Regions from separate parts of the Homo sapiens genome. Here region 2 is linked to region 1. A link is a loop called in an ENCODE intact Hi-C map of the cell type or tissue named here. Cell type or tissue: dorsolateral prefrontal cortex. All regions are shown on one strand. Links, peaks and the distances in the headings refer to the core of each region. The heading gives the core; the rest is flanking DNA.

Evidence for each region. Peaks named below come from ENCODE experiments on the same cell type or tissue, not always from the same donor. Only the 100,000 strongest peaks of a DNase experiment are listed, where the experiment ranks them.
Region 2: a loop joins it to region 1, with 2.5 times the contacts of the local background. A loop is called at or near these places in 2 of 110 quality-filtered maps.

Annotation. Positions count from the first base shown.
Region 1 is chr7:132,817,523-132,834,262 of GRCh38, forward strand. The region is part of intron 6 of CHCHD3 (coiled-coil-helix-coiled-coil-helix domain containing 3); the gene reads right to left. Among named protein-coding and RNA genes, the nearest start is that of FLJ40288, 180 kb to the left of the region's middle. In dorsolateral prefrontal cortex, for the core only: no CTCF peak of the experiment used is centred there; a DNase peak (open chromatin) is centred at 8,595; H3K4me3 peaks cover 443 bases; H3K27ac peaks cover 1,487 bases.
Region 2 is chr7:132,747,753-132,764,492 of GRCh38, forward strand. LOC124900236 (small nucleolar RNA SNORD46) reads left to right here and starts at 5,271; the gene lies at 5,271-5,374. LOC100506937 (a long non-coding RNA gene) reads left to right here and starts at 11,218. Exons shown (of 2, transcript NR_134332.1): 1 at 11,218-11,653; 2 at 12,566-12,880. RefSeq lists enhancers at 2,948-3,578, 11,267-11,820. In dorsolateral prefrontal cortex, for the core only: a CTCF peak has its summit at 8,516; a DNase peak (open chromatin) is centred at 8,509; H3K27ac peaks cover 505 bases.

The DNA of each region.
Region 1 (16,740 bases), core at 4,321-12,320:
CTTGGAGCTATTGCAGATATTCAGGAGTCAGAATTTCAGACTCCTGCCACCTCTGGGGTTCATGGGGGAGACTGTGCACACATGTCTCCCCTGAGGCAAAGCCAACAGGTAATTACTCGATCACTGACACCTTGGGATAACTGAACATGAAATCAATTTCTTAATGGTTCTCTCTTAAAGAACCAGCATCACACTGCTAGCTACTGCACCTGTAGTCCCAGCTACTCAGGAGGCTGAGACAGGAGGATCACTTGACCCAGGAGGATCACTTGACCCAGGAGGTCCACTTGACCCAGGAGGTCAAGGCTGCAGTGAGCTATGATCATGCCACTGTATTCCAGCCTGAGTGACAGAGTGAGACCCTGTCTCAAAAAAAAAATAAAAATAAAAATAAAAGAAAGAAAGAAAGAAAAAAGGAAAGCTTTGGAGAAATATGTGCTAACCCAAGCAAAAGCAAGTGAGTCACCCATTCCTTTGGGAGTGTATTATATTGCTATGAGGGCCCACCCCAGCCAAACTATGGAAAGTAGCAAGAGATGATGCTGAACCTAATTACCATTAGTTATTATTTGCTATGGTTACAATTGCACCGAATAACGCTGCTGCCAGCAGTGCTGTTTTATGTGATATCTTCTTCATGTGGCAACCTTTTCATAAATCAAAGCAAAAGCCAATACCAGACAGTTTCTTGTACAGCCTGCCTGACAATAAAAGTTAACACTGAACCTTAGCTGTTATCAATCTTCATAAATGTGTCCACGACGTGGCAAGACTGCTCCACATTACGGTGGGGCTGCCACTAATGCAAGCAAGGTAGTGACCCACTAGGTTAATGGGACTTGACAATCAGTCCAGTTTTAATTGAGCCAGAAAAAGGAATGGTTCTCTTATCCTTAAAGTACACAGGAATTTTCTCCTCTATGTCTTAGTTTCATCAGTGCTTTGCTCAGAAAATGCCTATAATTAATATAGACTGGTATAACAGACAATAGAAACCTCATGGGGGAAAGTGGGTGGGTAGGCTTTTATAAGAAGAAAACTTGTTATGAAGTATTTAATTGGTGTTCTTGATAGACAGTTACCTGACTTGAAGATGCTGTGTTTTCAAGTTGAAATTTCAAACTAGAAAATATATAAATCTGTCTACATGAACAGAAGCAAAAAAAACAGTCCTTAAAAATAGCAAAAGTCAACAAATTTTTAATATCAATAACTTTCCCTTGACAAAAATTCACACTATATAGAAATCTGAACTGAAGGAATTCCCAATTAATGACAAGTCTTAATGTAATAAATACTCCATCATGTTTTGAATTTTGCTATAGTCTTAATTATCCTATTGATACCGTCAAGAGAAAAGCCCAGCTTCTATCTGGCATGTACTAGAGATGAACTCTGGCAATTAGCTAATGTCCAACAAAAATCAGCCCTGTATTAACAGCCTGTAATGAAGACCATTAACAGCCAGATAAATCAAACCATTAGGCCAGACACAGAGATGTCAACATAGCCACAGGCACCTAATTTGCTGAATGCATTTATTTAAATATGTATTATCCAAGCACAGTATATATGCCAGGTGCTTGGGCAGATCGATAAAGAGGATAAAATACAATTCCTGCCCTCAAGAAGGTTTCAGTTCAACTAAGAATGAGATTCACATGCTGTTAACTAGACTATAACCTTGGCAATGGGCCCTTCAAACTCCCAAGTCTATAATTCTTAGTTTTTAGACAACAGTTTCCTCTAGTGTAAATTCAGAGCTATATTAGATCCCTTTCAGAGTAAAAACACTCTTATTTGCACCTGTGAGTGAGTTAGCCCAGGCTTTTAAATCCAGAATGTAGTTTAAATGCACACACACGAGAAAACGCACTTTTTTTTTTCTTTTTGCTTTTTTTGTTGCCCCTAACCTCTAGTCTTCCATTCTGAACTGCAGGAGTCTAAGTTAAGAAGCATGGACATTTTATAAGAGTTCAATTTAGTAGATGGAAATATTGATACTAATTGAGCACCTGTTAGAGAGAGGCATGCTCCCATCAAGCTGGCTCAGATACAGCTTGTACCTTAAACGGTTCACACTTGAGAAGGGAGATGGGGCACAGGCAACACTGATGCCACTTACATTGTCATAAGGGCTGGAGTGACATAAACACACAGGGAACAATTAATTAATTATGGCTTTTTAGTAGGAAGGGAGGTGTCTAGAAAGACTTTACAGAGAAAGCAGAGGAATTAACACATGAGACAGGTCCTAACAAAAGGCTGAGTTTATCGGGAGGAAGGTGGTGAAGGTGAGGTGTGCTGTGGCTGTGCTGCGGGGGCAGCGTGAGCCGGGCCAAAGCGTGAGTGCGGAAGGCCTTCCCTCCCTTTAGTGAATGAACACTGAAGTGCATGAGAAAAGATGGCAAAAGATCAGCCCAGGAGGTATCCAAGGTTATTTTCATAATGTGGTTTAATATTTAAAGTTTTGGCTGTTTGTCCCAACTTCTATATTATGATTTATTAGATAATGTCGATTATTTAACTTTGAAGCAGAAACTTATTTCGCTTTTAATCATTTGGATCAGATTGATGGATGAGCATCTTGTGGTTGCAAGGCAAGCTGTTAAAAAAAAAAGTTATTATTTGCCACTACTTATCACCACAAATCAGGATCATCGTAACACTCAACCAAACACATAACTTTGGCTGTTGGGACTGATATAGGACTGCAGCCATCATCCTTGGCCCCTAATTTTTAAATGTTGTATTCATAAAAATAAGCTTCATTGTTCTCTTCATAATGAGCAAAGGTTGTAAGTAAGCTTATAAACTAGAGTAATAGTATTAAGATAGCATATTATCAGTTGTGGGTATTAGGATTCCGCTAACTGCTAACAAAAAATGTTTGAAAACAACAGGAGGGACTGGAAGGGAGGGAGGCTTCTCTTTGCTATGGCTTCCGCATCCCTTTCTCACTCTCTATAGGAATTTATCTCCTTTCATAGAAACAAGGCTGCACCTGTGATTGAGTTAGCCCAGGCTTTTAAATCCAGAATGTAGTTTAAACACACATGTATGCACAAACATGGGAAAATGTGCTAGTGTTTTTTTTTTTTTTTTTTTTTTTTTATTGCCCCTAACATCTAGTCTTCTTTTCTGAACTGCAGGGGTTAAACGGGCTTTTGGGGACTAATCTAGACACTTAGCCACACTGTCCTTTTTACTTCTGGAAAAAAAAATATATATATGGCCCAAATGCTGAGCAAGTGACTACAGAACACGTTAGGAAGAATCTTGTTTGTTCAGTATACACTACCAACCTATCGTTGTCTAGAATCTCAAGTGAAGAAAAATATTCTAAAACTATGACAAGGTTTTAGGTGAGAACTATATCATGAACTAACAATGGCTGCATTTTGTCTGAGCATACCATTGCGTATGTATGTCTAACCACATTATGTAGTTCTCATGTAGCATATTAAAACAGAATTATTATTTTGAGTAGTGCTGCTAACTGTTGGTTAATAATTTGACAGAAAGCATTTACCTTTAAACACATGCTTTTAAGAGGCCTGGTATACTCAATTGTAATTTTATTGCGTTCAAGAATTATCCTCTAGGGAAATATATATTAGATCATATGATGAGCATCAATTAAAAAAACACAAAATTCACCCAACAGAAAATTCAACTATTGTGACTACAGTAATTATTAATAGCTCACTATTCACTGCTTAGGATATGCTAAAAACATAAATGGACCTCATTTAATTCCAATATAACAGCTCTGTTATTACCATTTCACAGATATAAAATCTAAGACTGTGGGGTTTGGGTGGGGTGGAAAATGAGAAGTAACTTGCTAGAATAGGTCTACTGAATGATGTGAAGAATATCTATAAACATTATATTCAGTAAACATTTTAACATGTGGATACTTATTATTTCATTGTACCTATATTGACATTATGGCGTGGAAAAATGAAGAGAAGTCCTAATAAACTTAAAAAGAAATCAGGAAGACCAGGAACCACAGACGAGAGAAAATAAGCATATTTTCTGGTAGATGCTACAGCAAAACTTGTAGTATATTAAACATTTGCTCTTTCTTACGTCTACTTCCTAGATACTGTAGCATATAAAGGTAGAATTTTATGACATGAAGTACAAATAGATGTATCATTAATAAGAATGGATCAGCCCTTCTGAAGAACGTGGCCAAAAGCTTAGCACTCAAATCTTTTTTTTTTTTTTTTTTTTTTTTTTGAGACGGAGTCTCGCTCTGTCGTCCAGGCCGGACTGCGGACTGCAGTGGCGCAATCTCGGCTCACTGCAAGCTCCGCTTCCCGGGTTCACGCCATTCTCCTGCCTCAGCCTCCCCAGTAGCTGGGACTACAGGCGCCCGCCACCGCGCCCGGCTAATTTTTTGTATTTTTAGTAGAGACGGGGTTTCACCTTGTTAGCCAGGATGGTCTCGATCTCCTGACCTCATGATCCACCCGCCTCGGCCTCTTTTAAAGATCCCAGCCTAATGCACTTTCTGGAGCAACAATCCTATTTTCTTTGCATCATCAAGTTCTGAGGATGTATTTTTCATTTGTCTTGTCGTCTGTTAGAAAAGGTGAAGATGTGTATACATTTTGGTTTTCAATTCTCCTATTATATCAGCTTCTCAGCGCTTCACTTTCCAAATGTTCAAAAGAGGTATGGATTGACATTTCTGCCAAAGGACAATTTTTTGCTCTGTAGTTTTTCTCAGAGTTAATGGAAAAAGTTCTGCCACTAATGTTTTCAATTCACCTCTAGGGAATTACAAACTAGCAGCAAAAGCTGCAAAGGTTGTGCCAAAATGCAGTATTTTTAAATTATACAAGTCAAAAAAGCCTATAATTTTCACAAAACATGATTTCCTTTTTTTTAATTTAAAAAAAAAAGTCTTGGGAGGCCAATTTTTGATTCATATTGTGATACAACTTCTAAGGTTAAATAACCTGGGCCCTGACTCTTAACTACTAGATCCCTAAAAGAAACTGACCTGTATAGAGTTGAGTACCTACTATATGCCCAGAATTTTACCCACATTTCATTAACCCTTATTAACAACCCATGAGGTATTATATGTACATGTCCTATATCAGCAAAAAGAAGATCAAGAGTTAAGTAGCTTAATGCTACACAGTTGGAAGGAACAGTCACAATTCAAACCCCATCCATGTTACGGAAATAAAAGTACCAGTTCCTTAGGGTTTAGGTATGAGTTTGTTTCGCTGCAGCCTTCTTCTGCACTATCCGCCCCCACCGCGCCCCCCACCAAAAACAAAACAAAACAAAACAAAACAAAACAAAAAACCAAAACCAATCACTTGAAAGAAACTTTCAGTAGAGGACTACAGACCAATCCTATGAGGCATGATGCAGCTATTTAGAAGAATGAGTTGGATTTAAAAGAAGGCGTTGAATTTATGTGTTGACCCAGGGGGATGTATCCATAATAAATATAAGTTAAAATACGTATGGTATAGTCTTACACTCTGTGAAAACAAAACAAAATCTATGTTTATTAACATATCTACTCATAGAGATAAATGTGAAAGGCTAAATATCAAACTGCAACTTCACATGCTTTACTTTTAAAAGGTTGATCTGGAAAAGAAAAGAGGAGTAAAATTACATTTCCCTTGTTACAAGAAAAAAAATACTTCCTTGATAAATTAAAAGAGAAAAAAATCTAATACATTAGTTCCCCTTTATCCATGGGGGATACATTCTAAGATATCTAGTGGATGCCTGAAACCATGAATAGTACTTAACTTTAGATAAACTATGTTTTTTCCTACACATACCTCTATGATAAAGTTTAATTTATAACTTAGGCACAGTAACAGACTAACAACAAGAATAATAAAATATAACAATATACTAGAATAAAAGTTATGTGAATGTAGTCTTTCAGTATCTTATTGTACTCTGCAAAAAGCAAAATTGCAGATAAGGGGGGCCACCTGTATTATTTATCAATTTCATATCCTTTTCGCTACAGTAAGTCTCCAGGAAGGATATCAAAAGAGAAAAGTTGTTCATAAAATTCAATGGGAAGGAGAGAGAATACTTTAAAAGGCTCATTTAATAATCAAGTGGACTAGCAATAGAAAATTTGCCTAGTAAGTGAGCTAATTTTATCTATTTTGGGCACATTCAATCAGAATTATAGACATAAATTAAAAATTAGACATCCAGATAAAACACATCTGAATAAACCACATACGTTTGTCTCTCACACATTCATTGCAATGACACAAAGAACCTGGTACCTTGTGAATTCTTAGGACACCATTCAAAGATATCATAGCTAGGAGTAATGAAAACTAATCATATACCATTTCAATTGGTATGAAAAGATGAGGCTCTTTTTCTGCCTAATGCCCTAGGACTTCCCCAGGCAACATCCTATGAACCCAATCTTTCCTCAACTCTCTCCTCCCCACCTTTTTAATCAGAACTAATCTTTACTATGTTCCGTCCTTTCAAGTCCCTGAACTTTGCTCTCAATCAATATGGCAAGCTAATATGTGGTTATTTTTGAGTGGACATTAGTATATTAAGAGTGATAGTCATTAATTTGGTGCAGTAAACTCTAATTATCATATAATAAACGTATACAACATCTATGCACCCAATATTATATTGTATTATTTGATAGAAGACTTCCAGAAACAATGACCAACTCAAAAGGCATAATCCTAGTGGTGACAATTATGGGGACCAGGGATAGGTGAAAGAAAAAAATATTCCCAAGTAGTAGAACTCTTTTTTTTTTTTTTTTTTTTTTGAGACGGAGTCTCGCTCTGTCGCTCAGGCTGGAGTGCAGTGGCATGATCTCGGCTCACTGCAAGCTACGCCTCCTGGGTTCACGCCATTCTCCTGCCTCAGCCTCCCCAGTAGCTGGGACAACAGGTGCCCGCCACCACGCCAGGCTAATTTTCTGTTTAGTAAAGACAGGGTTTCACCATGTTAGCCAGGATGGTCTCGATTTCCTGACCTTGTGATCTGCCTGCCTCGGCCTCCCAAAGTGCTGGGATTACAGGCATGAGCCACCACGCTCGGCCACCAAGTAGGTAGAACACTTGGTTGAATCTTTATGCCCTATTAACTCTGCCTTTTAAAATACGGCATTTCAAGTTCTTCAAGTCTGACTCCAGTCTTGCTTTGTGGTCTCATATTCCACTAGACCTCTCCCACACTGTTTCAGCCATTTTCACTATTCAATGCCCTCTTCATAGCAAGGCCATTCTCCCTCTTCTTACCTTAAGAAAATCTCAAGATGAGAAGATCCAGCTTATGCCAGTCACCTCTTCATGCAATCCAGATTCCCCTGGGATTCCGAACCTCCTAGTCCTACTGCATTTTATGGTTTGTACCTTCATGTTAGCATTTAACATGTTTTGGTCACTTTTTATATTCCCAACTTATAACAACCATATGGAATGTATAAGATACTCAAAATTTTTCACGAACAAATCTTTTAGTAATAATTCCTGCATCAAGTTTTGATGCTTCTGCAGTCGAGCTAATGATCCCAATGAGTATAAGCCCTCTGAGGGCAGGGACTCAAACTGATATGTCTGTATTTTCAGGGCCCATAGAACATGGAACATCAAAGAGACCCTTGATGAATGTATGTGTTAATACTGAGGATGGTAAGTTCTTCAAAGCAAAATTGTTGCATTAATATCTTTAAAAAAATAGATATATGCCATTGAGCTCACTAGGGGAAGAAACCAAACAAATAAGGACAGGGTGTCGGAATTCACTAACAGAAAAGAACTCCCAAGACAGAAAGAGTCAAAATAGGTCTGCTGGCAATATCCAACAACTCAAGTTCAAAGACTTCAAAAACAGCCCCAAACCAACACCCAACTAACCAAACCAAAACCACAAATGACTTAAGTCATGACAAAGCATTTGGTTCCCACTTCTTGTCAATTAACCAGGATGTCTTAAAGATGAATTCTATACCAGCAATGCTAATTTTCTTCATTACACTAGCGTCTTTTGTATTGGAGAAACACTATCAGGAAAAGACAAGAACTGGTTGATTATGAGCAGTATCAAATGAGCTGTAATGGAGGTGTTACGAATGTAAATCAGCGAAGCCTGATGCAGAAAACAGCAGCATCTGGGCATGCAGCTTGCAAAGTAATGAGACTGTGATAATGCACTACCACCCAGCTTTGATCACTTCATCTTGTTCAAGAGCTCTGCTTGGGAAACAAAGGTGTGAGGCATTGACCTCCTGCCCACAGCTTGCACAAGCACAAAACATGGTAACAGATCAAGGATCGATACCCTTCTCTCTTCTCCTCCTTGCCAACACACCCCTTTTTCAGAACTGATGGCTTCATAGTTGGAGGCCCAGCATAAAGCAGGCCAAGCAAGCTTCTACCATATGAAGCGTCTGTCTGAACATGTCTACTATAATTGGCAATTCATTTTTCATCCTGAAAGCAGGAACAGGTGTATGCTACCTTCGACATTCCAATCATAAACCATGCTGAATGCATCTCTCACATAGTCAGCTTTGTTGAGATCTATGCCAGTGGCTAGCCGGTGGACTTCAGAGTCTGCATAGATGGCTCTGCCTCACAAATGAATAGGCACTTGTGTAATCTCAGATGCTCAAGAGAACAAGAGGAGGAGCAAATGGCAGTGCATAAAAAATTAAAAATCTCACCACACAGCAGCAGCCCTTGGTTTTTCTTGTGTAAATAATGTAATTGGCAAATAGCTTACTTCTTTGTAATTGCAATATCCCTACAATGCATGTTTAACATACTAAAAAAGGAGGTTTTAGTCCTTGAAAAGGAGTATAAAGCCAGATGTATCACTGCACAGTGTTTCTTGCCAGCTTCATCCAGAAACACTAGCTGAGGTGACTTGTGAAACAGAGCCAAGAGCAAGAACTCTCCTTAATGAGCACATTTATCAGTTTTCCAGGGACTCGGTTGATTACCAGCATTTAGACATACACACTCACAAAAGGAACACAGCAATTTAACTATTGGCCACTGAATGGGAAAGCACATGAAATAATTTAAGGCAGGCATGTGAGCAAGTTGGGGATGCTTGGCGACACTAACATATGAACATGTGTGCTTTCATTTCAACATGTAAGGAAGGGCCAAGACGCAAGCTTTTACAAGTTTTCAAGCATTCTGCCAGGACTCAATAAATAGTATGAACAAATTACTGCATATGATTATTATATTGAAAAGTACCAGTGCTACTGTACAAATGTTTCATTCACAAATACTGCCTTTGAAATCCCTTTATCAAAAGTAATTTTCAAACCTTATCCAAGCCTACCTACAAGGTCCTAGGTTGAAGAGGAGGAGAGTACAACAGGCAAATGTAACTTAATGGGGGGAAAAAAGACTGATTCTTTAAGAAAATAAATAAATGAAATACAAGCAAGATTTATCCCTCTCTATTTCTACAGTAATAAAATACTCTGAATGAACAGCCCTGACTCTGAGATAAGGGATTCAAATTCTAATGAAAAAAATATGATTATGGATAGGATTAGGAATCCTACATTTAAGACTGTGATTAAATTGAAGAAGCATTTTATCTAGGACAAATTACAGATAGAAACTGGGAATTCCCAATATTTGGGGTATATTTTTTCTTAATTTAGGGTGTTTTAGGTATAATTAACACACAGGTTGAGTATCCTTTATTTGAAATGCTTGGGAATGGAAGTGTTTTTGAATTTGGGTTCTGGAATTTGGAATATTTGCATATGCATAAAGACATATCTTGGGGATGGGACCCCAACCAAAATATGGAATCCATTTATGTTTCATATATACTATACATAGCCTGAAGGTCATTTTCTTCCTGAGGCACAGTCAACAGACTACATGTTGTGGACCTGCCTTTGACTGTGACCTGTCACATGAGGTCAGGTGTGGAATTTTCAACTTGTGGCATCATGTTGGCATGCAAAAAGTTTCCAATCTTGGAGGATTTGGGGTTTTCAGATTAGGGCTGCTCAGCCTGTATATCACAATGCACCAATCTTCAGTGTTCATATTGTATTAGAAGTTACATACCTGTATATACTTGTAAAACTATCACTCAGAATACAACAGAATATTCCCAAAATCTCAGAAATGCTGCTTGGGTCCCTTTCCAATCAAATCTCCTCTATTCCCACCACAGGCAAATGTTGCCTATTTTTGAACATCGTTTAAATGAACCACATAGGAAGTACTGTTTTGCATCTGGCTTCTTTGTGTGTACCATGATGTTTGAGATCCATCCGTGCTGTTACATGTATCGATAGTTTGCTCTTCTCTATTGCTGAATAGTGTTCTACTGTATGAATATAAAGTAGAAAACTGCGCTTTTTATCCCTATATTCCAATCAGCTTTGCCATCTCTCCTGCCCCTTTCTGCAGGATACCACTGAGTTGAGTGGAATACTGTCTGTTTTGTTTCTCCATTCCCTCAATGATGACCATTCGGATTGTTGCTAGTTTTTGATACTATGAATAAACCTGCTATGAACATAGGTGTACAAGTCTTTTTGTAGATGTATATTTTCATTTCTCTTGGGTAAATACCTAGGACTAGACTTGTTGCATCATACAGCAAGTGTATGCTTTACATTTATAAGGAACTGCCAACATTTTTTTTCAAAGGACTTTTGCCATTGTATACCCCCACCAGCAAAGTGAGTTCTGGTTTCTCCACAATCTTTCCAGACAATTAGTATTGTCAGTCTTCTTGATTTTTGCCATTCCTATGTTTTAAATGTACAGTTCCCTGGTATCTAATGATGTAGAAACTCCTTTCATGTGCTATTTGGCCATTCTTACATCTTCCTTTGAAGTGTCCAAGTCTTTTGCCCATGAAAAAAATTTTCCTAATGATGTCTTAAGATGGGCAGAATTTTAAAATTTTATAAGGTCCAATCTAACAATTTTTGTATTTTGTTTGCTTATCTCTTAAGAAAAATCAGAAGAGCCAGAAATAAGAATACTTGACAAGACTGAAACCATGAGGGGTGACTTGGTAATTATACATTCAAATGAGCAACAAGAATACAAGTTTAAATACAATGTATCCTGAAAGTTCTGGTTTCAATTTTAGTATGTGGTTTTACCCCAGGCAGAGTGAATGGGCAGCTAAATACATTCATAAGTTAATTATCTGACTGAAACCAGGGAAGGGCTGATAGCATCTGGGATAGGCTTACCAAACTCTGGAGTGATAAGACATAATTAATTTGATGTTATACTATGGCTGAACCTATATAATGTTCCAGAAACTACCCTGAGCTACCATTTTTATGTGTAGATAACTTCTTTGATAAAATCTTTAACTGTGCTCAAGTCCTAAGATTGTTAACTTTGCATATCTGACATAAGGACAGAATTTAAATTCTACCTTCTAGAAGTCTTTCTGGATATCTTATAACAGGGCAGGTCAGTCAGACAATTAACTCTTAACTTGGCTTCCTACAAGTTTCACTGTAGCTTAGTTGCACTCAAAACGCAAAATATGTTTTCTTATCTTTGAAAGCATGATTTTTAACTGAAGCCCTTAACAAGTAAATGAATTCTAGTTGGAATTGGCAAGAGGACAAACCTAGTAGTCTCAGTTAGAAATGTCTTTTCCAACTGTGAGCTGTGTAGTTAATTACTCAAGTAAGCAAGGATCAATAAACAAATTCCAAAATATCATGTACCCTAGAACTCAGAATGATCTCATTTAAAATATTATGATACAAGGAAGGAAATAAGCTATCATTTTGGCAGAATCTTCATTTATCTAACTAACAGTGTGCAATTAATATTTCATATAACCATGTAGGGTATACTAGATTCTTAATGGATCGTATTGATTAAGAAGAAAGTTCAATACTGATGTTCCTGCTGGGGAAGACAGAATGATTTGTTAGCTCACACAGAACGAATCATGAATCCAGGAGTGTATGGCCACAAACCTAAGAGCTGCCACAAGAATGGTTTGATCATTTACATGTTTACACATAAACCACTTATACGAAAGGAAAGAAGATGCTTGGTGCAACACCAATAAACCCCAACTGCCACAGCAAGAACAGAGAAGAATGCTCCAGGTCATGGACTTACGAAGGACGTGGCCAATCTGGCTGCACCATCAGCAGCTTATTTCACCAGCTGAGATTCCTTTACACCCTATGCTGAAGTGATGGAAAAAAGTTTCCAAAGTGACCCTTTTGGTCTTGTGACCATGTTCATGAGATGGCTGCATTTTGCATTGTCTTTTTAGAGAAATTAACAATACTCTCTTGTCCTTGGTGTACACTCCTGCTCCTGCCCTTTTTATCCCTATATTCCCAATCAGCTTTGCCATCTGCCCTGCCCTTTTCTGCAGGATACCACTGAGTTGAGTGGAATACTGTGGCGACCAGTCATGGAGTAGAGAGATAATGCAGATGGAAATCTCTCTTGTTAATGTTTCTTGACATTTACTTCTATTATCTTAGAAAATAGTATTTAGACCAAGTATAGAGATCTCACCCAAGGAACTAAAAAGAAAGTAAATAACTAACCAGGCAGATCTGATTTGAAGGGCTCCAATTTTAGAAGGGGGGAAAAAGCATTAATACCGAAGCTTTCTTTGTAAATATAACCAATTCTAAATGGGTATCGTAAGAAATACTGTTAAATATTGGCATGCTCCAAAGCCAGTCTCACTTTCCTTGGACTAATTTGTTGCTTGGTGGGAGGTGGACAGACAAACAAACCAGGCAGATTGACAGCTTGGGAGCTGGCACTACCTTACATATCCCCGATGAGATACGGAAGGAGCTGCATCATCTACAACTTTCCTAAAATGGGAGCCACTATCTTGCAGTTGAATAAAACAACTTACGACCATTTTTTAGATAAGGATCAAAGACAACTTTCTCAGTTAACTTTTAAACTTTCTCAGCTTATATGCCCTACAGAAGGTGACAGTTATAATTTACATTTTATAGATGGAAGACACAAGTCAAAGACATAATAAATAACCTGCCTGAGGAATTTTGTGTTCTAAATAACCGAGTCCATGTGACAGCCAAATGTGTATTTGCCATTAGCTTCATATACAAAGTATATTCATAAGTACATTAACATCTTTCTTCAATTTCAGAAATGAAATCCTCCTCCAGCAGCACATTTGCAAATTCCAGAGGGGACATGATATACTATGGAAGTTGACATAGGTGAGCTGATGTTTTAAAAACAAAAACCAACAAATAACTCGAAACTTCTAAAGACGTAATTGTAACCAAGAGGCTTGTGCACAAAGGGTACAGGTATATTTACTTTATCTAGAATTTTGCCTCTTCAATTACTAAGTCTCTTACTGAATAATCAAGATGTTACTTGGCTCCAAGGACCGTGGGGAATAAAATGTCACCACTGCAGCTGCTATATTTCTTGCTCACAGCCCTTCAAATTAAAAAAGGGGGAAAAAAGGCCCAATACAAATGCAGAATTTAATTAGTTAGTAAAAGCCCAAATCCTTGCCTGAAGCCCTGTTCTTCCTGTAATATCGCATTCTTTTCTTCTTGTGTAAACTTTTCATTATGAAGGAGACATCTTTATAATACAATAACTCTAGTTATAATGTAACTGCTGGTAACATAACTCCTGCATTAGAGAAGGCAGCATGTTCAAGTAATGTTGTTTTAATACAATTTGTGTTCAGCAGAAACCAAGTCAACTTGATCATTTAGAATTTGATCAATGTGAATTAGTGTCTTACTGAGATACACCATTTGATCATTTCAAAACTGATCAATGAGAATCAGAGATAAAACATTTATCATGTACATTTGGTATATTAGATCCATTCACACAGCACTAAAGTAGGTTATAAGTAGACATCAATACGTGTTAGAGAAGATGTTCAGGATACCTGTCAGCTGCAGATACAAATACACGTGAAACAGCATATAATTTTAATACTTTTGATAAGGCATGTTACTCAATAAGGGAGCTGGAGTCACTGACAAATTGCAAGAACTCAACTTCAGAGAAACTAGAAAGAGAAGCACAGAACTTAATAGCTCAAACTTTTGAAATAAGTTTTAATTAAAAGTTTAAGAAGAAAGATAAGTAACATAAATTTACCTGATTAAACTTCTAGAAGAATTTTAAGACTATTAATCAGAGTAAACTTTGTACTTTTAGTACAATTAGTTCTATTAATCTAATATTTCCAAAATGAGGTTGCATTGACATTCAGGCTCACTGGCTTATGCATCTAGCAGAATTATAAATTTGCCAGTCAAAACCGTATTTAATTATTTTACAGCCAATTAAGCAGGATCTTTAAACACCATTGCTTAAAACTGTCCATGATACACATGTGTAATTATACAGAACATGAGAAACACCTGCTGATACTATTGGCGTGTCTTCCTCGGCTTCACCAATTCATCCGTAATATAGCTATTAAAATATTACATCCAAAAAAGAAACTAAACAATATTGCCAGTGAAAGTGCAACCCCTAAAAAAGAAAAAAAAATCAAGGACATTTTAAAGTCAAAGGGTTTTACATTGAAGAAAACCTTTAAAGATGGTAATATTTACAAAATCCATTTTATCTGTATGAGTTCTGCATAGTATTCCTCAGATACTCTAAAATCACCTAAACTACTTTTACAGGGTAACTAATCTTTTAATACTTTATAAGGATAACCTAAGCTTCTTCTATGAGCCTAAATTTATAAGTCAGGTTTCAACAACTTCATTCAGGGATAAAAGCGAAAACCCCTCTAAAATCTGGCACACAAAGGAGTATTACTGGTATTCACTTCCAAGTTCATAGACTTGTACTTCTTTAGAAGTGCTTCTTCTTTCACAGAAACTGAAGCCATGTTAAAAAGTTGTACCTCTAATGAAATCATTCCAAAAATATTTTCAATAGATCTATGTCACTTTCCATGCATATTTTTTCTTTCTTTTATGGAAAATAGAAACTCGCCACTTCATTATGTAAAGGACAGAATGAGAATGAAGTATCAATTGTCCTGTAAAATGCTTTTCATTTGTTTACTATCACATTGTCTTTACCATGCCTATATTGCCTTTAAAATATTTAACATGTCTTTGATATTTGCTTTACATTTACTTGATATTTGCTTTTCTATTTTAAAAACAATTCACATGCATAAACACTCTGGTAACATCTTCTTTCTATAGGTGTGGCATATCAGCTCCAATGTAGCCACAGAGATCTGATTCTGACATTGACCAAGAAACAGGAGGCCGGCAGCACTCCAGCTACATTGCTGTGAGGCTTCTCTTACATGCTATTCTATCATGAGTGCTTTATGTGCCGGTCATCCTGGCTAGAGTATGAGCTCCATAAGGGTAAGAACTCCTTCTAATGTGCTAGAGGTTTAGCAGCATCTAGAATTTGTTTAAAAACAAATACAGAGATTTCTCCGATAGCACATAGTTTCATAACTTTTGATAATCAAATGCAGTATTTATTACTTTGTGCTAGGTCTGTGTTAAGAACTACACATGTAACATTATTAAAATAATACTTTGTTTAATTAATTACCTATGAGGTACAGCATAAGGATTAATATAAAATATAATTTGCATTAGGATGAGCTGTAACATTACTAGCGCCATATAATAGAAACTAGCACCCTAAGTTGTTATAAAATGCGACATGAAGTGTTGACAATTACTGTTTTAGTTGGATTGAGAAAAGAAAAGGTATTCCTTTTGAATTAAGGTTACATATAAGAAGAATGCTGGATTTGCTCAGTGATTTAGGTTTTAGAGCTAAAATTTTAAATCTATTGTGGGAAAATAAACAGTCCAAATTATCTTCGAATCCCTTAGTTCCCACTGAAATCATGGTAAGTAATATTTTTAATAACTTGATATGCATTGGAAATGTAATCACCCCAAAAGAGGAGAACTAACTTTGAATTTTTTAAAAAGATCATCATTTAAAAAGTTTGTCTTCCTTTTGTTTTTCTCTGATGAACTCTGAGTTCCACACTAGTAATAAGATCCTGGCCTGTTTTCTTAGTTGTATATTCAGGCTTGGCTTGTCACACAGGGGCTCTATGAATGAATGATGTGTGGATAAAGTAGGAGAAACAATCCATTAATTCTCAAAGTATTTTACTGCCAAAACTATACATTGAGGGGCTGAAGTATGAGTTAATATCTTAAGCATCCCTAAAATAATTCGATTAGCTATCCTGGTAGGTTACATTAATATGCTGGTGTTAGTCATGGGCAGCTTCAAATGCTCTTAGCTTTCTTTCTCTTTACAGTGATTTGTATGACCCCTGATCAGGTATATAATATTGCCCTTGACACTGCACTTTAAAAAGCTTCTATCTCCTGTAACCAAGATGCACATAAATGAATCCTACTTTCATCAGATACAATTAACTAAATTCTCCTCAAAGTCCTTCAGAACTTGTTGCCTAAGAGGAACTGTTGAGTTCCGGTTCAGGTTCAAGATAGAGCTCCTCAAGGTGATGCTTACAGGTGCTAAGCTGGTCATACAGATAGGAGCCAGTGAAAATAATCTGACCAGGCGAAAAACCCCTGTCATGCAATGCAAATATTATATATTGTCTTACAAAAGTCCTGATTATCTGAGATGGCCAAATTTCTAAAAAGAAATAGCAGTCTACTAAGTAATCTCTGTGCCTTCAAAGATGGTAAGCATCTCC
Region 2 (16,740 bases), core at 5,084-13,083, 69 kb before region 1:
CCACTAAATTGATCATAATGGTTAGGAACTTTCTAAGCCAAAATTCTAAATATAGCAATGTTTTCTCCTAACTTTCCTGATCACACTCTTCTAGCAAAATCTGTTCCTTCCAGCTGTTGCCACTTTTCCTCCATTGTCTCCTAGCCCACCATATTAGTCTCCTCAGTCTGCCATAAAAAGTACCACAGACTGGGTGGCTTAAACAGCAAACATTTATTGTCTCACAGTTCTGAAGGCTGCAAGTTCCAGGTCGAGGTGCCAGCACATTCAATTTCTGGTGAGGACTCTCTTCCCGGCTTGCAGACAGCCACCTTCTCTCTGTGTCTTCACATGGCCTTTCCTTCACATGCATAGGTGGCAGTGGGAGCAGCACGCAAAGCCCTCATCTCCAAATATCATCACGTGGAAATCAGGGCTTCAACCCATAAATTCTGGGGGATACAATTTTCAATCCATAATACCTACTATAATCAGCCTTTCAATTGGACCACTCAACTGAAACTGCCATCAATGACCTCCCATGATGACATGAGAGAATGACAGAATGACAGAGTTGGTCATTCCCTCCTCCTGGGTCAAGGTTGCAGACAACAGAAGGGTATGGATTCCACAGATGTGATTCATTGGGGACCATTAGTGTAAAATCTACCATTGAGAGATTTCAACTCAATGTGAGAGAGAACTCTTGCTTTCTTTCATTGTCTTCAGAGGAAGCCCCCTCTCGGTTTCCTCCTGTTCCATTGGCCATTCCTTCCCACTCTTTGCTGGGTCCTTGGACTTCCTCCCTTCTTTACCTACCCCCACTCTCTAAAGTCATCTGAACAGCTTCCAACATGATTTCTCAAGTCCTAACTTCTCCCCAGAATTTCAGACTCATAGATCAAATTGCCTACTAAATATCCTCATAGCACAATGAATGGACTCATTTAAACCTATTTAAATAGAACTCTTGGTTTTCCACCACGCCCCCCCCAGACTACTCCCCATCTCAATAAATAACGGCTCTATTCCCAATGTTCCTGATTGCTTAGTCCAGAATTCTTAGAATCACTGACCCCCCTGTCCATTCCGTATCTGATTCTATAACAGATTCTTGCAACTCTACCTGCAAAGTATCACCAGAATCCTACTATTTTCACTATCTCTATCACTCAGCTAGTCTAAAACACCACAGTCCTAATCTAGATTATTAGAATAACTGCCTAACTGGTCTCTCAGCTTTTGCCCTTGACCCTCACTGTAGCCTCCTCTGCAGGTGGCAGCCAGAGTCATCACATGAGACACAGTCGATCACCCCTCTCAAAACCGGCCAGTGGCATCCTATGTCACTCAGAGTAAAATCCCAAATCATGACCATGGCCAGAACGCTCTGCACGATCTAGCTTTAGCTGCCTCCCTGCCCTCACCTCCCATCATTCTTGCCCTCACTCACTCCACCCCAGCCACACATGGCTTCCTTGCTGCTGCACAAATATTCCCAGCATACTCCTGTCTCAGAGACTTTGCATCTGCTGTTCTCACTGCCCGAAAACACCCATCTCCTGAATCTCAGTAGATGCTCCCCTTCATTTTATATAGGTGTCCTCTCACAGACCACCTTCTTGGAGAGGCCACCTTTCTGCAGTCAGGTTGGCTCTCCATAACACTTACCCCTCCGGACACATGGGTCTGTCTCCCCCACTAGCATACAAGCTTTCTATTTGTTTCCTTCCCTGCTGCATGCCCAGTGCTAGAACCAAGCCCAGCTCAGCCTAGGTGTTCAACATTAGTTGAATAAATAAGTTCATTATCCCTCTTAGCCTTGGCCCATCTGCAAATTGATCATGCATGTCAATGATATGTGTCCAAGAAACTGATGTTTTCATGTGGTCAAAAGATACAATCAAAAATAAACTCTGTGTTAGGAGCAGTGGTGAACACAGCCTTAGAGATAAATAATCCTAGGTGCAGACTGTGGAGCACCCTAAATGACCAGCCAGAATCTGAATTTTCTCCCCACAAAGACAACAGCCATTAAAGCTTTCTGTTTGTAAAATGATAGGAACTGTCTCATAAATAACTTTCATTGGGAACATTTTTAAAAAATATTACTTAGATCAATTTGGAAGCAACTTGACATTTTCTTTTTTCATTAATTGGCTTTGAGAACATGTTGACAAGTATGGTTCATTTTGAATGGTCCCAAGTAATTCTCTGGACCAGGGCCGGGACCACCAGGTCACTTGCAAACAAATGCACGTGGCTGTGAATAAATAGATTTATGCATCTGGGTCTTCTGACCACGTTTTATACCCATAGCACATGAATTTCTTATGTAACACCTGTGCACAACTATATATAGCATACACAGAATCTTGTTTTCATATCTTACGTATAGGCTCTTGCCAGAACTTTCTTCCAAGCAAGGGAGTCTGAGAAAAAAAAGCCGAAGGAACAGAGTAGAAGAGGATGAACCAATCTGGCATCAGCTTGGCCACGCAAACACCAAACTGTGATGAACTCACATGTGTACAAATACCCTGGCCCAACAGCTGCTTGCATTGACAGCTCCGTGGCAGCGGAGTGGCCGAGAGAATAGAAATCTTTTCAGCAGGAACAGGCTTGTGGTTGAAGAGTAAAGGGAGCAGTTGAGGCCATTCCGAGGATTTGTTCATGAATTTCAAGTGGATTACACTCCCCTCCAGCCATTGCAGACAGCAGCAGACAGGGTCTGCAAGGGGCTTCAGAGAAAAATGCAGAGAGCCCGCCCTGCACAGGAGACCTGCAGACCCCAGTGCTCAGGAACTGAAACCAAAATTGTTTCCTTACTGTAGCCAGGAAGTGTTGTTTACATGTAGTTTTTGCCTAATTAAATTGTACCTGTCTTTGCCTCTAATTTTCTTACCTCCTTTCCAAAGCATCAGCTAATCTTTTATCTCATGATTCAATCTCACTCTCCCTCCCTTCTCTCCCTCTCTCCACACACTCTCTTTCTTCCCCCTCTTCCCTTCTCTCCACTCCCTCCCACTTTCCCTCTCTCTTCTTCAGCTCCCTGGTTTCTCTGGGTAAGTCCCACGCTGACCTCCCCTCCCCTCATTTATCCATAGCTTATGCCGGAGCACAGATCTCTCTGCCCACTCCAGCAATTTCTTCCTATGCTACTGATGCATAAACACATGACTTACCACGTAAACAGTTTCTACGGAGGCTAACCACTCTGTTGATGTGCAGGCTGCAACAGCTGAGAAACCTTATGAATACTTACATACAAATAATGCACATCAGTGCTGACAAACACACAGGGGCCCAGAGGAAGGGAGCAGGTGGGCTTTAAGTTGGGCCTTGTAGACAGACTGCGAGGCACAGAGAAGCTGTTTCTTGGCCGCGGCATGCTTGCATGAGCTATATGGGGTCTTGGCGCTGGGTCTCTCCTCTGGAAGCCGTAGTGAGGCTGGAGGCTACGGGAGGATTTCTGGGAATGCGCTCAGATCTCCATGTAACTCCCAATATTTGTTCCTGTTCCCCTCCCATCAGAAAAGACCTCTAGGAGCAGCACGAGGCCAAAGGGGACAGGCAATGGGTCTGGAGCCTGCACATTTCAGGGGTTGCCATAGCAACCCCCTTCCCACACATCCCCCTGCCTCCTCACCAAATGTTTGTCTCAGAGGCACTTCCGAGGGATGGAGGTAAGCCCTCGGACCCTGCCTGGCCCCAGAATCCTGCCTACCATCCCTGCCCACACCAGTCCGGGCACAGCCAGGACCTGCCAAGAGGAAGGAGAGCACAAAGCTTCAGTTCCAGGCAGAGCTCATGAAATCAACTGGGATTTCCCCAGCTTCGCCGGCCTGAGCAATCTAAGCGGCACTGGGGAAAGGTCATGATATGAGGGATCTGTGATTTCGGGAATCTGGAAGGAACAGAAAGAGATAAAACCTACGCATTTTCCAACCTCTGCATTTTAAAGATAAAGAAACTGAGGCCCAGAAAAAAGAAGTAGGGGCAGAACACGAACAAAAACCTTATTTGTCCACAGTCTATTTTGGTTCTTAACTTTAAATAATTTATTTAAAAAGCTCAGTTACAGACTTTTTTTAAACTAAAGGGAATAGACTTAACTAGCTTTTTGGAGAGTACCAGGGGGTATGAACGCTAAATAGTTGCTAAAAAGACATCTGAACAGAGACTGTCCTTGATCTCTTCCTAGGCCAAAATTTAGGCTTCTAGGGGACCATTCGGGATTTTTTTTTTTTTAATTCCAGGTCACTGTTATATTACAGCCTATGTGAACTGGGAAAACTAATTTTCTCACCATCAGTGTATCTTTAAAATCACTGGTCAAGGAATAATAATCCTTTTATATTGGTAAAATTTGTTTTAATTATTCATACATTTCAGGGTGAAAACATTATTCTTCTAATTTCAACCCTTGGGCCCAAATATAGTTCCCCTGAGAATGAGTCATCTATGACATTATAGGTGATGAATGGATAACAGAAATTTGCCCCCTTCCCTCTCCAATCATGGGGCAGCTGAACTACAGAACTTATCTTCCTGGAAGAAGGCATTTTCCCAAGTGGAATACAAGTTATGGGGGAATGAGGGGAGTCTTCAGGTTCATGGATGTAACATTTTCCATGCTGTGTTCTTCCTCACTCGTAAAAGTTTGATTTTTAGCATTTGGCATTAAAAAAATCAATCCTGCCTAATGATACCCCTCATTCCTAATCTTTCTTTCCTTTCTTTGGTGAAAATCTTTGTGGAGTATCAGTTCACATTTTTCATTAGCATTTCTTCTGGGTTTCCTTAGATTTTACAAGTGGTTAAGCAATTAGCATACTTCTTAAACCTTTAAGCAAATAAATGCTTAGAATAACACAATGTGTAGTCACTACCACAGTGACAATGAAGCCAACTATATTATTTTCATCGGCTCATGGGAAGTGTGTACAATCAGTGTCTACAATGAGCATGTGAAAACTTAGAGCTTACATTTTACAATATGAAAAGCACCTTCCAAACATTTGCTCATTGTACCATAATCTTCTCAAGATTGGCTACACCGAGCAACTCAAACAGGTCTGTGTCTCAGTCATATTATGGCCTTAGTCCTTACCAATGCCTGGTACCTCACAAATGTCTTCTCGACTTTGTGAAGGGAATGGTGGCTTTCCGTGAACTATTCAGCAGAGATTCAAACTTAGAGGTTACAAAGTAGCTGGTAAGTGTCAGAGTGAGACACAATGCCAAGGCTGTGGCTACTGGCAGATCATGACCTTGCTTTGAAAAGGGGGTGCTGGAGTGATGAAAAAGTATCTTCAGGTGTGGCTGTGGCCACCTTGGCCACCTGTGTGTCACTTGCCAATGCAAGGACTTGTCATAGTTACACTGACTGTTAAAAAGAAACAAAGGAACAAAAAGGGAGGCGGGGTCAATTCTGGGAGCTCTTTTGGGGTAGGAACAGTAGGAAAAATAGAAAATGTGGTTGCTTTAAAAAAAAAATTCTGTGCCATTGTGGTTTCTCCATGGAGGCTCTTTAATTTGTATGTATTAATTGTGTAATATAATCCTCCTTGTGGAACCCCGTATCTTTTTTTAATTTTTTTGGAGACAGGGTCTTACCTGTCACCCAAGCTGGAATGCAGTGGGGTGATCCCGGCTCGCTGCCACCTTGACTTCCTGGGTTCAAGCTATCCTCCTACCTCAACCCCCCAAGTAGCTGGAACTACAGGCACATGTCACCACCCCTGGCTAATTTTTGTATTTTTTGTCCAGACAGGGTTTTGCCACATTGCCCAGGCTGGTCTCAAACTCCTGAGCCCAAGTAATCTGCCAACCTCAGCCTCCCAAAGAGGGAACCCCATATCTTCTTTTTAGCTATATATTTTATAAATGTCTAGAGTGTACAACTTTCCTGTGTATTTTTAAAGTTTGATGATATGAGGGTCATTACCTATGGTAAATGGCCTATTTTGGTACCTCCTGTGCAGTTTTATAATTCTGCTGATTATGATAGCATCTTATGTTGAGTCAACCACAATAAAGATAGTTGCAGGGGGAAAAAGAGAGTCACAAGGAGTTTAAGTGTTCCAGTTGGGGAATCTTTGGGATCATCTACAAGATAGAGCATAGTACCATGAGAAGATGAAGACAGAGCCACCTCAGAGCCAGCCTCAGCACTGTGGATTCCTAATGCTGCCACCTTTTTGTTGTTGCTGTGGGCATTAAGTAAAAGAGTGTGATGGTGGATTTCATGTGTCAACCTGCCTAGGCTATGGTGCCCAGCCGTTTGGTCAAACACCACTCTGAATGTTGCTGTGAATTTTTATGATTTTTAAATAATTTTCTAGATGTGATTAAATTTAATTCAGTAGACTTTGACCAAAAACAGATTTCCCTCCATTCAACTGATTTGGGGAGCCCCCTCCAATCAGTTGAAGGCCTTAGTAGCAAAGACTGAGGTTTCTTGAAGAAGGAGAAATTTTGCCTCAAGGATGCAACAAAGTTGGGCCAGGCACAGTGGCTCATGACTATAATCCCAGCACTTCAGAGGCGGAGACGGGAAGACTGCTGGAGGCCAGGACATCAGCAGGGGCAACATAGCAAGACCTCATGTCTACAAAAATTTTTTTAAAAAAATTAGTTGTATGTGAGCACCTGTGGTCCCAGCTATTAGAGAGGCTGAGGCAGAAGGATCTCTTGAACCTGGGAGGTCTAGGCTGCAGTGAGCCACAATTGCGCCACTACACTCCAACCTGGGTGACAGAGCAAGACCCTGTCTCAAGGAAAAAAAAAATGCGATAAAATTATGTTTGTTTATCTGGAAAACCCTGATTATTCCATTAAGTCAAGCCCCAGCATGCCTTTGGCAGAGAAGGTACCCAATTGTACATTCTCTTCCATGATCCTCCTTGAATCTATCTCCATAGCCCCATCAACTATATGGGCTCCCACATTCAAGGCACCAAATGAGGAGACCCACAATATCATTAACCTCCCCAAGGTCATGACCAGTTTGCAGCAATACTAGGATCAAAATCCCAGGCTTCTGACTCATCTTCTGTTCCTTCTCTGGCTCCCTGTTACCAACCCATCTTTCCACCCCTATTCCACCCAGATGCTGTGCCCATTTCACCATGGAAATCAGAGTCCTCCCTCAAACAAGAACCTACTACGGTCATCATAACTTGCATATTTCACTTAGGATTTCCCTTCATCCTGGCAGCAGTGAGTGCTTCCGCCAGAGCCCAGCTTTCTCAGGTAGTCACCACACTGGAGGCTCCCAAGGCCCATCACATGGGGAGCTTCTGTGACGCCTGCTGCTAAAAGCCTGTGTTCCAAGAACTGTTTCCTAGATTCTCATGTTCAATCTAGTTTCTCTGTCTATGGTCAGTTAGCTTCGGCACATAAGCCAGCATTTAAAAGGCGTTCAGGTGGTAAATGATTCTACCCACCTGTGTAATTGAAGAAACAGTCATCTCAGTCATCCGCAAGATCACCCTCAATTCTGACGCCAACTGTAAGGTTTGACGGGTTCTCAAGACTACCCATAGGTTTGATAATTTACTAGACAGACTCATGGAACTCACTAAAAGCTGTTATACTCACAATTATGGTTTATTACAGCTACAGGATACAGATTAAAATTAGCCAAGGGAAGATGCACAAGGCATGAGGACTCTTCCAGCCCCAGCTTATCATCTGCCCAGGTCCTCCAGCAAATTCCCTTTCTCCACAAGGAACAGGGCACATGGCCAGGGTCCTTCTCAGCTCTCTTCCCTCCATCTCCCATCTTGCTAAGACAGGACCTGTCCCAAGTCTCGCCCTCCCAGGGTCCTGGTAGGGAAGTAGCAAATTCACTTTGTAGAAGGAACTAAGGCATTACAACTAATAACATTGCCAGATGGCATTTGCCCTTTAACAAGGCTCCGAGACCTGACCTCAAAAGAGACCAGTGGCAGAAGAGATGCTTCTGCTTTCATAGGGAGTTACCTGGTGCCAACCCCACCCACAGAAGCAAAGAGAAGGAACTAAGGCGTTACAACAAATAATGTTGCCAGATGGCATTTGCCCTTTAACAAGGCTCCAAGACCTGACCTCGAAAGAGACCAGTGGCAGAAGAGATGCTTCTGCTTTCACAGGGAGTTACCAGGTGCCAACCCTGCCCACAGAAGAAAAGAGACCCCAAGAAATTGGCCAGCCCAACAGCTTTATGCCATCTGAACCCTGCAAAAGTCACAGAGATGTAAAACAAGCTGAAGAGATTCCATAAGTCACCTGGGGGGGTGCCATGCTCCAGACATTGCAGAGTCTGGTTCTAGAGGCCTGGAGAGGCCCATTGCCTCTGCTTCACCTCTGCCTTACCTTGCCTCAGCCATTTTCCCCAGTAGCAAAAGGGCCCTTCTGCCCTCTGCTCCCAAAGAACCTGCCTGAGCAGGCCCAGACCCTGTGTTCTCCAGCCCAGCATTACCCTGGGAAGTTCGATGGGGGAGGCAGGGACTTCATCTTTTTCATCTCCAAGTGCCACAGTGCCCTGTGGATAACAATGGCATCCACAGTGCTTAGTGGACAAGAATGGCATTGCCAGCTCCCCACAGCTGCACCAGCCCTGGCTCTGATCCCAGGCTGCAAAAAAAAAAAAAAAAAAAAAAAAAAAAAAAGGCAGGCAGGCCACTAGCACTCACTTATTTCCCAAGGATTAGGTCAGCCCCACACACAGTGTCTTCCAGACACTGGGAGAGGCCAGGTGCAGACCGCCAGAGATTCAGTGTAAAGCCTGCCAATCGGCCAATACCAGATGTTCAAGATGAAAATCTCATCTTCCCAAATGCTGAAGGGGTCCAGTGGATCAGGGACACTTGTCCCCAGGGTGTCCTGGCAGCTGAACTCAGCACCTTCTCTCCCACCTGTTAGCCATGAGGGCAGAGACACCTAGTATCCAAGGGCCAGGAGACACAGCACAGGAGTGGAATGCACTCGACACAGACGATTACCTTTCAAACGCTCCTCCTTCAACATCAGAACAAAGACTAGCCCAGTGGCCCAGACTTCCCTTACCACTTCCTTTATTTAGGAGGCCATGAACCCAGTCCTTCTTCTCAGCCCTGCCTCTGGGTTCAGGAACCAAGGCTAGACCTGCTTGTAGCTAATATGTGCCATGTGGCTTTTCATCTCAACTTTGTCACTTATTGTCTGTGACCTTGAGCCTTTTAAACTCTCCTCTGCCGATTACTCCTCTCTGAAATGGGAGTAAACTAACTTCCCAGAGAAGTCCTGTGGAGGAGTGAGGTGACACATGCCAAGAAGAGACAGGAACACCTGGAGATGCAGCAAACACTATTTTTATTTCATACCTGAAAGCAACAGTCTCTCTATGGAGTCGGCTGTGTTGGCTTTTACGCCCATAATGTTTGTGGTCGGATCATGTCTGTATTTAAACTAAACACAGTATTTAAGCCACCAGAAATAAGAAAACAAAGAGGAGAAAATTCCATCACATAGGTTTTTTTTTTTACTTCAGTCTATTCATCCAGATGGTGATAATTAGTGGGCTCGCCTGTCTGCACCTGTCATTGTTTATGTACGCGTTCTACCTATAGGAATGTGCGGGGAACTTTCTAGACGCATGAAGAGTGATGCTGTGGAATCTGATACAGCCTACAGTTCTAGGATTCACCCTTGGTTCTTTTGCAGAGTCAAGAATAGTCTTGGTGCTAGAGGGACCAAGCCAGCAAAGATTTGCACTGCCAGCCAAGGGACTTATTTCCCTGCCTCCAACAGTTTTGCCGTCACTAAAGCTGCTACACATGCTGAGCTTAAATGCCTGCTTATAGCAAAAGCAGCCATGTCAGTCACTTAATGTTTCTTAAGAATCCCTGTCTTTGTCCATTTTGTTTTGCTATTAAAAGAAAAAAAAAAACCTGCCACTGGATAATTTATAAAGAAAAGAGGTTTATTTAGTTCAGGGTTCTGCAGGCTGAGAAGTTCAAGGGCATGGCCCTGGCTTCTGGCGAGGGCTTTCCTGCTGCATTGACACAGGGAGAAAGGTCAAAGGGGAAGTGAATATGTGCGGAGAGGGGGAATCCTGAGGGGTCTCCAGCTATATAACAACCCACTCTCATGGGAACAAATCCACTCCTGTAAGAACAGCTCACTACTGCCTGAACAGCACCACATCATTCATGCGAGATCCCTCCCCATGACCCAAACACCTCCTGCCAGGCCCCACCTCCCAACATCACCACACCGGGGATCAAATTTCAACTTGAGTTTTGGTGGGGACAAACAAACCACATCCAAACCACTGCAAATCCCATACATACCAGGGCTCCACTCCAGACCCACTGAATTGAATCCTTTGGGGATGGTGCCTGAAAAAAATATATTTTAAACACCCAAGGGGTTCTGACACTTGGTTGAGTTTGGGATCTTCTGGACTGGAAGGAACTCTCAGGCTTTGAGTGGAGACCTTGGATCTGTTCCAGGTTTTGCCAATAACTTTCTGTTGTCCCTGCGTGACTTTGGGCACGTCACTTTCCTGTGTACTGTCTCTAAGAATGTTGGATTCTGATAAGTCAATTCCCACTTGTGTCCCTGGAGCCCTAGGGTTTCCTCGGAGGCTCCAGAAGTTTCTAAGGGGTCAGTAGAATGAAGACAGTAGGTTGGGCTCTGGATTCCCTGCCTCGAGAGTTAATCCTAGGAGCTGCTAAAGGTCTATTTACAAAGCTTCACATGAAGCCAGATCAACATCTGGGAACATCTGCCTGGGATGCAGGACATGGGCAGCCCCAGAACTAGTTTCAGGTGGCTTACATGGGCATGGTTATTGCAGAAATCACATTTTAAAAGTGTTAATCTCATCAAGAGACTTGGACTGTGGCATCTTTATTTCTGTGAGTTGTGACTTTCTCGTCCTTGGAAGTAAGGAGTGAACTAGACTCCACAAACGAGTTTAACATTTTGCCCTTCTAATTGTCTACACCAAATCCATGCCTCCCTCCCCTGTGAGCAGACTTTGGTAGAATGTTCCTCATGCCTTCAACCAGGGTGAGCCAGACGAGCCCCGGGGAACACGATGCATGACCTTGGCCTTGTTACCATGTGCAATGTATTGAATTGCAGACCTCCAAAATTTATATATTGAAGCCCTAGTCCCAGTATGACTGTACTTGGAGAGCCTTTATGGAGGTGACTAAGGTTAAGTGAGGTCATAAAGGCGGAGTTCTAATTTAATAGGATTGGCGCCCTTATAAGAAGAGGAAGAGAGAGATCGCTTTCCACTGAAATGTACCGAGGAAAGGCTATGTGAGGACATAGCCCAGAAGAGGCCCTCACCAGAGCCCAGCTATGCTGGCACCCTGACCTCCTGCTCCAGCCTCCAGACTGTGAGGAAATACGTTTCCATGGTTGAAGCCACCCAGTCTATGGTATTTTGTTGTGGCTGCCTGAGCTAAGACACCATCACACAATGACCAGGGAGGCTCTTTGGCCGTGGTCAGCAGAGGCAGCTGTGCCACTGCCTGTGGGTGCCACGCCTGCCTCACAGCAGCAACTTCCTCATAAGAAAGTCTCTGCTGTTATTTAGATGTGTGTCTTGTCTCCCAGACTCAGATACAAGCCCATCAAGGCAGTGAGGTTGACATCTTTTTTTCTGACTTGTCTGCAAACCCGTCATGAGGTGGGCATTTTCAGATACTTTCCTGGATGAAGACTTGGAGACCCCGAAGTTAGCAGTTTGTGTTTGGCCCTAGGGCCTGGAGAGGAGGCCCCTGTGGCAAGCAGTGCCTCCAGTTTCTGGATCTGGGAATTGTGCTGTTTTCCTGGGGGCCTAGGCTCTGGCAACACTCGGCTCTGTTGAGTGGGGAGGGGAGCAAGCGGCCCTGGCTTCCTCTTTACTACTTGGGCCGTGCAGGCAAGCAGCAGCTCTTGTGGCCCGGCAGGGAGTGTCCTGGTGCAGTCCGCCTCCCAGTGCGAATGGGAGTGGGTCCCAGAGAGGGCTGGGGAGGGGCTGGGCACTGCAGAGCTGGCGCTTCTCTGCTCCTCACCAGGAGGTCCTGCGGCCAGGCTGTGATGTACCCAGCTGGAGAGGTGTGGGAATTCTGGGGCACTAAGCATAAGCCAAGTTGATAAAACACAATATTAGCAAGGTTACAATTTTGGGGTCTGTTCCTATACTAATCAACTCCTTTAAATCACTTGTCGAGAGCATTTATATTTAAGCACTTTCATAAGTAATATTTATTCTTCACAACCCTGGGAGGCAGATCTTATCCCTGGTTTATAGGCAGGGAAACGGCCTCAGCTGTGAGTAACCAAACTCACCGAGTTAATGGGGACACCTGCATTCCAGGCCACACCCAGCGTTCTATTTCATCCTAGATCTGCTTCCTAGAGATCAGTAACAGCCACAAGCTGCTCTCCACGCAGCCCCACGCCACACATGGTACCACGCCTCTGCTATTGGCTTTGGGTTGTGAAATGAACCATTTGGTGGCTCAATGTAAAAATGGGTTTCCCAAATGGAATTCCAAGGAACCCTAACTCCTAGAAAGATGCTAAAACATACTTCTTTCTTTTTGTTTTCATATAGGATTGTTGCACAGTCATGTTTGGGTAATGCCACGTACAGTCTTTCCTTCTTAGGCAATTATATTAGCAGTTAAAGGCTCTGAGAAGTTTTGCAATGAAGATGCTGTCATAAGTTTGTCTAATTCAGCATTTGACAACAGAACTGATTTTCCTAGCAACATTTTGGTCCAGAGAGAAGGTGATGCAAGATGCAGAAATGACTGAGAGTATGGTGAGCACTTGTTCACTACGCCAGAAATAAAAGATCATTGAAGTGAGATTGATTAAAACTACAATCAATAAAAGATCATTGAAGTGAAATTGATTAAAACTACAATCATTGTCAAATAACCACATTTAACTCCTCTCTTAAAACTTGTCACTTAAGACACTCTGTTAACTAAATCTCTTTAAAGTATTAAATCATGTCATTGTTCGTATGTAAATGTATTTCCATTTGTAGGATTAGCAGATAAAACACCAATTCTTATTTCTACTTAATCTCATATTCTGTATTCCCCAAATTTACAAAGATATCATTTATAAACTAATACAAAACAAATAATTTAAAATAATCTGCCATCCCACAGTTTAGATTTAATAAAAGAGTAGGCAGAGGAGGATGGAGCGAATGGAGGAGGGAGGCAGACTGTGGGAAAACCTCACTGTGTGGTCTACGGTGTGTAGCTGTAACCTGCAATGCAAGGGTTTTTTTGTTTGTTTGTTTTTGAGACGGAGTCTTGCTCTGTCACCCAGGCTGGAATGCAATGGTGTGATCTCGCCTCACTGTAACCTCCACCTCCCTCGTTCAGGCAATTATCCTGCCTCAGCCTCCTAAGTAGCCGGGATTACAGGCACGTGCCATTATACCTGGGGAATTTTTTTATTTTTAGAAGAGACAGGGTTTCACCATGTTGGTCAGGCTGGTCTTGAGCTCCTGAGCTCAGGCAATCCACTCACCTCTGCCTCCCAAAGTGCTGGGATTACAGGCGTGAGCCAAAGTGCCTGGCCCCAATGCAAGGTTTTTAAAACCGTGGGCTAAAGAGTGGTTGTTTAGGCGTAGAAGTGCTGGTTTTAGATAAGCAGATTTCTGGGTCAGAGACATGCCAAGACTGAGGCCCCAGATCTGACCTCCGTATGTCCCTGTATGGACATACATACTGACCCAGGGAGGACAGACACCAGGGAGATCGGAGAGGAGACATGAGAAAAAGCAGGACCCATCTTTAGAAACTTAGGTCCACAATGGGGATATAGGGAGAAGACTGCAATGTGATTGGACACTCTCTGCCACACCTCCAGAGTACACAGGGATTGGCTGGAAACAGAGAGAACATGGTGGTAGTGGTAATGGGAACGCATGTGTACACCCTTACCATGTGCACCGTTCAATGAGCTTCAAGAGCAACTCATTTAATCCACACAACAACCCTAGGAGGGACCTTCAATCATCCCCATTTTATAGATGGGGAAACTGAGGCAGGGTGGGCTAAGTAGCTTACCCAACTTCACAGAGCTAGTAAGAGGCTGAACTGGATGTGAACCCAGCATCTGGCTCTCCTGACAGATCTAAAGGGCTACAGGGGAGCAGGCCCCAGAGGCCCTGCAAATGGAGGAAGAGAAAGGTGCAGCTGTCAGCACAGGAATAGCAACCGGCTGTGGACACCCAGTGCGGAACCAAGGGCAATCAGCTTTGCCTGGAAAATGATGTCATGGGAATCAGAAGACTTGGGGCTGGGGATGGGGAAGGGTCCAGTTTGAATCTCTCATGTTATCCAGGCAGATGAGGCCTGGTGGTGGCAAGTTAACTCCCAAGGGCACACAGGTGGCTTGTGACTCAGCAGGGCTGAAGCCCTAGTGTTCCGGGTCCTCATCCAACTTTAGGAAGGTTGAGGCAGATTCGTGATGAAGGCAGCAACTGGAGTCTGGGGGGATCACATCAGAAAGACCCACTGCCCGGGGGCTGGCAGCCTGGCTTAGCCGGTCTGGGTTCACAGCAAGGTGCTGGGACTGAAAGGCCTATGTGAGTTGGAGCAACAAGGAGAAAATATTCCTTCTCCCACCTTATGTTGCTCCCTCCCCAACCCAATGAGGCCCTTGCAGACCCTTACATTGGTTCCTTCCAAGTGAAAGCCTTGAAGCCTGATAAACCAAAATGCAAATACATCACTTGGCTTCGATAACCTGCAGCTGATTGAGAGGACTTGCTCAGATAATCAGTGAGGATCGGTGGGCCTCCCTGAAGAACTGGAGCATGGTGGATGCTCACAGCATGAGGGCCACCTGGGCAAGAGGGAGACACAGGGGCGCCAGGAGGAAGCAGGGGCCAGAAAGGAAGACACACACCCAGAGAGCCCCCACTTGCCCCCGACACACACTTGAGCACCCCTTGGGCAGTCCTGGTGGAGAAGAGCATGTCTGCGCACAGGTGCCGTGGTCTGGTCATCTTTCCTGATGCTCAAAGGAGGAAAAGGAGCATTACAGGTCCAGTGTCTGCCTGTACCTGTCTCTTCTACCTTTGCTTTGCTCCTTGAAAATCTTTGTCTACTCCACACTCTCTTCCACACCTGCCATCTTCTTCCTCTACTGGTTTCTCTCCCCTAACACCACTCCCCCACACTCTCCATCCTCTCCTTGCTGCCTCCACCCTCCTCCCTGGAAGCGGGAGGCCAGCAGAGTTGGGGCTGTTGAGAATGTGCAGCCAGGGGACTGTGGAGCAGCGCCAAGAGTAGTACCCTGAATGCTGCGGGCATGCAGGTGAGACGCCCAGAACAGCGCCCGGGACGTAGGCTGTTTTCCAGTCAGTGTTCTGCCAAGGACAAGAACACAGAGGCTCAACTTAACCTTTAATATATTGTTAAAAGGCCAGAGTGCCCCCCAGTGTAATGGTGCCCCCAGTTTACTACCCGGGAGAGGAGTGGGCAGCTGCAAAAGGGATGTTGCCAGTTCAGATCCAAAGCTTGTCCCTCTATGGCTTAGTTCTTAGTTTCACACACATCTCTCGCAAAATGACATCTCAGGTACCACCTCAATTGCCCTCAGGTGCTCTGGGAGGTGTGCATGGGCCAGGGCACGAGATGCAACCTGACAGCCCATTGGATTAATAGAAAGGGGGTCTGAGTTATTTTTGTGATTTCAAGAAGACTACACATGCAAAAGAATAAAGTTAGACTCCTCCCTCCCTTTATATACAAAAATCAACGTAAAATAAATTACAGGCTAAATGTAAAAGCTAAAACTATAAAATTCTTAGAAGAAAGTATAGGCATAAATCTTCATGACCTTGATTTGTTAGATGTGATACCAAAACCAGGAGCAAAACGGAAAGATACATTGGAATTCATAAAACTTAAAACTTTTGTACTGCAAATGATACCATCAAGAAAGCAAAAAGACAATGCACAAAATGGGAGAAAATGTTTGCAAATCATTAGCTCTGATAAGGGATTTGTTTCCAGAATATAGAAAGAATGCTTATGACAACAATAAAAAGATAAACAATCCAATTTTTTTTTTTTTTTTTTTTTCCCTGAGACTGAGTCTCGCTCGGTCGCCCAGGCTGGATTGCAGTGGCACGATCTCAGCTCACTGCAGCATCTGCCTCCCAGGTCCAAGCGATTCTCCTGCCTCAGCCTCCCGAGTAGCTGGGATTACAGGCACATACCACCATGCCTGGCTAATTTTTATATTTTTAGTGGAGATAGAGTTTCACCATGTTGGCCAGGCTGGTCTCAAACTCCTGACCTCAAGTGATCCACCTACCTCAGCCTCCCAAAGTGCTGGGATTACAGGCATGAGCCACCATGCCTGGCTAACAATCCAATTTTTCAAATGGGCAAGGGATCCGAATAGATATTTCTCCCAAGAAGATATACAAATGGCTAGTAAGCATATAAAAAGATGCTCAACAGCATTAGTCATCAAGGAAATGTAAACCAAAATTGCAATGTAATACCACTTCACACCAACTAGGATGGCTAAGTTCAGAAAGAAGGTCAGTAAATACTGAGGAGAATGTGGAGAAATTAGAACCTTCCACACTGCCAGTGGCAATGTGAAATGCTACAGCCGCTTCAAAAAAACAGTTTGGGACTGGGTGCAGTGGTGCACACCTGTAATCCCAACACTTTGGGAGGCCGAGGCAGGAGGATGGCTTGAGCATAGGAGTTCAAGACCAGCCTGGGCAACACAGTGAGA